Regions from separate parts of the Homo sapiens genome. Here region 1 is linked to region 2. The links are chromatin loops, found by intact Hi-C in ENCODE. Cell type or tissue: mammary epithelial cell. All regions are shown on one strand. Links, peaks and the distances in the headings refer to the core of each region. The heading gives the core; the rest is flanking DNA. Region 1 has its middle 56 kb from the start of CD8B2. Region 2 has its middle 34 kb from the start of LINC02946.

Evidence for each region. A loop is a pair of places that touch in the nucleus more often than their neighbours do. Peaks named below come from ENCODE experiments on the same cell type or tissue, not always from the same donor. Only the 100,000 strongest peaks of a DNase experiment are listed, where the experiment ranks them.
Region 1: it touches region 2 in a loop (7-fold over the local background); 10 of 110 quality-filtered maps call a loop at or near these places.

Annotation. Positions count from the first base shown.
Region 1 is chr2:106,541,473-106,544,392 of GRCh38, reverse strand. It overlaps a transcript of CD8B2 not described here. Among named protein-coding and RNA genes, the nearest start is that of CD8B2, 56 kb to the right of the region's middle. In mammary epithelial cell, for the core only: a CTCF peak has its summit at 1,469; no DNase peak of the experiment used is centred there; H3K4me3 peaks cover 136 bases.
Region 2 is chr2:105,575,043-105,577,962 of GRCh38, reverse strand. No RefSeq gene overlaps it. Among named protein-coding and RNA genes, the nearest start is that of LINC02946, 34 kb to the left of the region's middle. RefSeq lists an enhancer at 535-1,433. In mammary epithelial cell, for the core only: a CTCF peak has its summit at 1,441 (motif pointing left); DNase peaks (open chromatin) are centred at 812 and 1,392; H3K27ac peaks cover 801 bases.

The sequences.
Region 1 (2,920 bases), core at 244-2,743, 970 kb before region 2:
TGAACGGCTCTCCCCGCATGAGAAGACACATAAACTACCCACTAGTATGGTCAGAGTTGTGATCTGTGAAACTGGGCTAAAAACAGCAAGCTACATTTAGTCATTAAGACGTTTATTTCTGCAACTGCTTCCCACATTCCAAATCTATTCAAAAACCTATTCAAATAACTAAAAACTTGTTGGTAACTTTTTTACAACTCCCATGCAGCTTCAGGATGGCCTCGCTAGACACGCATGCAGTCTGAGCACCTGTTCAACCATACTCCACCAAGTCCTGCAATTATTGATGATAAGCCTGCACACAGGCCACCCACGTGCTCTTGACCAAAGCGGATCAGGCAGTCCCAGTCCCTTGCTAGGCATCCATGGGGAAATGTGAAAACAGTTCACAAGATCTGGGTCTGGAAGAAAAATAGGACTTTCATGAGTAGAGAAGAACAATCGAATCAGATGCAAAAGATGGGCAATGTACATCACAAAACTTTCAGTGTATAAGCACAAATCCACAGAAATCCATCCAAGTTCATGGAACCTGTGAAACTCATAGAAAGCTTGAAATATAAACTGTCCAACTAAGACAGCCCTAGCTCCAGTCAATAAGAGTAATTTCACTGGGTTCTCCATGGTCCAGGGCTACTGGAATTCAGAAGATCCTGATATTTACATCATGGATTGACAGGCTTTGGATATTTTGTTTCTTTTTACTTTTATATTCTTTATTTTGTTTAATTAATTTATTTATATTGAGACAGAGTCTCGCCCTGTTACCCAGGCTGGAGTGCAGTGGTGCAGTCTTGGCTTTGGATATTTTGTTTCTTTTTACTTTTATATTCTTTATTTTGTTTAATTAATTTATTTATATTGAGACAGAGTCTCGCCCTGTTACCCAGGCTGGAGTGCAGTAGTGCAGTCATGGCCCACGGCAGCCTCAACTTCCGGGTTCAAGCAATCCTCCAATCCTCAGCCTCCCAAGTAGCTGGGACCATAGGTGGGTGCCACCACGACCGGCTAATTTTATTTTATTTTTTTGTAAAGAGGGGTTCTTATTATATTGCCCAGGCTGGTCTCGAACTGCTGGGTTCAAACGATCTTCCCAGGAGGCCTCAGCCTCCCAAAGTACTGGGATTACAAGCGTGAGCCACTCCGCCAAGCCTGATATTTTATTTGAAAATACCTAAGCCTCACTTGCAGGACTTTGTAGCTGCAGGTAAGGCAGTTCCCGGCGGTCGGGATACAAAGAGAAACATGAGAAGCCCGGGTCCTTCCGCATTGAAGTTACTTCTTCTCAGGAGAGAACTTCCAACTTTCTTTACACTGTTAACAGAGCCTATAACGAGTGGCAATCATGACTAAATACTTGTTCCTTGGGCTCAAAAACAGGGTACATTAACGCGAACCTCCCGGACCTGTGCGGCATGGCCGAGCGCTCCTCTTTCTTTATGCAGTTCTGCGCTGGAACACACGGGGGCAGCAGAGTCTAGCCTGACCCCGAGCAACGTACGGAAATGTTAGGGGCACTGCTCAGTTGATAAGCCGGGGCTGGATGATGGGCGCACATGTATTCACTTATACACACATACGTACATATACATATGTAAAATGTATATACTTTTATATTTATTTATACTTCATATATAGTATGTATTTCATATATATTTCATATATAGTATGTTTCATATATATTTCATATATAATATATATTTCATATATAATATATACTTCATATATAATATATACCTATATATTTATATAACCTATTTTATACATTACATAATATATATCCTTCATGGGGAAGGATTTCTTTACATCCTTCTGGTCTACCCAAAGTTGTCTTTAATAGGCATGTATTTGTTAAATAATCAGGAAAAAAAAAGAATTAACTTGAAAGTGGAAGAAAATGCACATTAATGAAAATCCAGGATATATATTGAGAGTTTTTCCTCACAAAAATATATTTCAGTTTACAAAATAATTAGTAATATAAGGACTCTAAGTAACAATCTCTATTCATGACTGTATTAGTCAAATGCCTTTGAGCACCTCATATGTGTATAAGTCACTCTTTTAGTTTCCAAAGATGGCAAGAGAAGTCAGATCTAGTTACTGCCCGCAGTGAGCCCACAGCTGACCAGCCGTGAACCCCAGATAATGACTGTTATATCAGAGGGATGCGCAAAATGCTGTGCAGACAACAGAGACGGAGACCGTGAACTCTACAAGGGCTGAAGTCCCTGAGGATCTACAGAGGAGGGGAGGCTGAAGGTTTGTCTTCAAAGGTTAAGTAAGAATTGACCAGTTAAAGTGGCAAGTGGCGTATCAGACAGGGAACAGTCAAGACAAAGTTTATGGAGAGTTGGAAGAAGGAAAAGTTGGCTGGAGGTAGAGTGAAGGCTGAGCCATGGGGAACGGTGGTCCCGCCAGAGAGTGAACAGCCTTGACCTCTAGCTTACACTGCAATGGGATGGCTGGCAGAGGCTGTAGTTGAAGCCATGCCTGGGCTCTGGATACAGCTCTGCCAAGATAGGGCAGATTCGTGGTGGAGTTGGAAGGATAGAAGGGATGAAATATGTTGGTAGGTTCTCTATTCCAGTGACTTTCCAACTTTTTAAACTGCAACCTGCAATAAAGAATGCCTTTCACAATGCCACTCAATATACAGAAATATACATGCATGTGTGGTGGACATTCATATAATGCAAACATACATACAATATGTAATGCACTCCCACCTTGTATGGTCTCTATTTCATTAATAGAGAGAGATTTCATAATCCACTAACAGGTCGCATCTTACGGTTTGAAAAATGCATTCTAAAATGGTTTCTCAACCTCATACCTTTGACGTTTTGGGCCAGGTGATTGCTGGTTGTGGGAGCTGTCCTGTTCATTGCACAATGTTTAGCAACATATCCGCTAGATG
Region 2 (2,920 bases), core at 140-2,639:
CAGATCCTTGACAGCAATAGGGATGCAGCTGGAAGCCATTATCTTAAGTGACTTAATGGAGGAACAGATAAGCAAATACCAAATATTCTCACTTATAAGTGGGAGCTAAACACTGGATACTCATGAACATTTAGATGGCAGCAATAGACACTGAGGACTGCTAGAGGGGGGACGAAGGGGAAGGAACAAATGCTGAAAAAGTACCTATTGGGTACTATGTTCACTACCTGGGTGATGGGATGAATCATACCACAAACCTCAGCATCATGTAACATACCCTTGTAACACACCTCCACATGTACCCCGAATCGAAAAGTTTGAATTACTTTACTAAAAAAACTTATTTATCACGAGGTCAGGAGATCAAGAGCATCCTGGCTAACATGGTAAAACCCTGTCTCTACTAAAAATACAAAAAATTAGCTGGGCATGGTGGCGGGCGCCTGTAGTCCCAGCTACTCAGGAGGCTGAGGCAGGAGAATGGCGTGAACCTGGGAGATAGAGCTTGCAGTGAGCCGAGATCAAGTCACTGCACTCCAGCCTGGGCGACAGAGCGAGACTCCATCTCAAATAAAAAAAAAAAAAGAAAGAAAAAAAACCTTATTTCTTCTTTCTAACTTATGTTTGTACTGACTTAATCATTACACATTCTGTGCATGTAAAAATATTCCACATACCTCATAAATGTGTACAATACTATGTATCAAAAATAAAAATAAATAAAAATTTAAAACTGTTAGTCAAAGAGAAAGTAGCCCAAGGACATGAAGAGGAGGGTGTGAGTCAGGATCTGTACAGATCGTGGGAAACGGAGCTTTAAGTCAGGGCAGCAGGAGGCCCTGAGGCCTGGAAGGGGTCAGGGCCAGCTCAGCAAAGGGCAGAAGTGGAGAGTAGCACTGGCCTCTGGCTTGTCTTTCCTTCTAGTCAACCAGGCTTCCAGCGTCCCCCACCCCCGGATCATGCAGAGGACAGAGCCTGGGCCTCACACCAGGGAAACTCACTCTAGTGCCACCTCTGCCCCACACAGCTCTGTGGCCTCGAAAAGTCCTTCTTTCCTCACTGGCCTCAGATTCCCTACCTGGACAGCCCACTTTGGACTTCCCATGGGCCTGGGCCCCTTCCAACTCTCACGTTCTCTCCCTAGTGGCGGTCCCCCGTCCCTGTTTTCACAAGGTGGGCTTGGAGGCAGGGCCCACCTGAGTGTGTGATGTCAAGGCAATTCAAGACCGGAGGGAGCTTGAGCTCTTAAGAAAGACCACACTCATAGGAGCTTACGAGACACACACTTGTGGATTTCAGAAAGTGTGTAGCTCATCGTTCTGGATCTGAAATACGTCAACAAATCTCTTTGTTTGTCTCTTTGTCCTGGAGATCTTTTCACAGAAAGGAACTGCAAACACCTCACCAATTTAAGTGACTTAGTCTTAATTCTTCATGACCTCTAGTGGCAGAAGAAGGACTCTGCTATTTGATTTTTCCAGGTAATCCTCTTTCACCCTTGCCTCCTCATTTCTCTGGAATCTCTTTCGTGTCCCCACAGTTTCCCACTCCCGTCGCGTCTGTTCTCCTTCAGACCATCTCGCAACCCACTGGCACGTCCCCATAGCCTCAGAAATCACCTCTCTGACTGCCCCCCCACCCGCTCCCTCCAGCCCTCCTCCCCCTGCTCACAGAGCAGTCAAGGAACGTCCTGGGCACTGGGGTCCATACAAGAATGAAGGAACGCGCCGCACACTGTGGCCCCCGGGCTGCCAAGCCTGCCCTGACTGAGCAGGGCACCTGGCGTCCATGCCCTTTATGCAGAGTCATTGGTGTGGTGGGGTGGGGTCAGCACCTCAGAGCCCCTGTGGGGTCTAATGCACTCTGTTACCCTCCTAAAAGATGAGGTACAGGCACTCTGTTACCCTCCTGAAATCCAAAAAGTACTGAATTCCGAAATACAACAGGCCCTGGGTGTTGAAGAAGGAAATGAAAGCCTTCGAGAAGGGCACTGTTGGTTTCCCACTCAGATTCCTTGTTCCCGATGGGCCCCTTTGGAACCTCTCTCTCTCCCTTTTCCTCTCCCTTTCCTTCTCTCCGCCCCCTCTCTGTCTCCATTATTGGATGGGTTTGGGAACGACATATGGCCCTGCCTGCCTCTGGCTGCGATCCTGCAACCATGCCGGGAGCCAGACCTTGGCTGAAGCTCACACAGAAAGTGGCAGAACAGAGAAACAGAAAGAAACTAGGTCCTTGAGGGTATCTTTGAGCCACTAATCTTGCCAAGCCTGGACCCACCCTCCCTCTGAACTTGCAGTTCTATGAGATAATACACTTTCTTATTGTTTGAGTTGGTCTTTTTTGCTTTCACTTTGAAGTGCAGATCCCATCCTTGCATACGCAGCTTAGAATTATTCTCCATCGTCTTCAGGATAAAGTGCTTCCACCTCAGCTCCGCTCAGAACAGAGCTCATGGTCCCCATCCCTCCTCCTGCTACCTCCTCCCTACCCCTGAGCATCCATCACTGCTAGTCCCTCAAGTAGACTCTCTCCTCCAGCAGCATAAAAACTACCTGCAGCTCCCCTGACTCTCCTGTGGCTTCACTCCTTCTTGCCTTTGAGAAGGATACTCCCTTCTGGAATGTGCTTTCTTTATTGTCAATCCCATGCACATTCTGCCTCAAAATTCTAAGCATTACCTTCTCTGGGAACCCCTTCTTAGTTCCCAGGGAGCAGGCTAGCAAAGGGGTTGAGAGGACAAGCCGAGGTTGAGAGAGGAGAGGACATTGCCAAGAATGGAAATCTGAAAACAGGAAAGATGGAAAAAAATTGGGTCATGGAGGTCCTGGATCAAGCTTCACCTGAAGGCAAATCTATTTTCAGGCTTTAAGTCTTTGTGAGTTTTAAATTTCCTGTATTGTTTATGTTCCTTGGGGTTAGT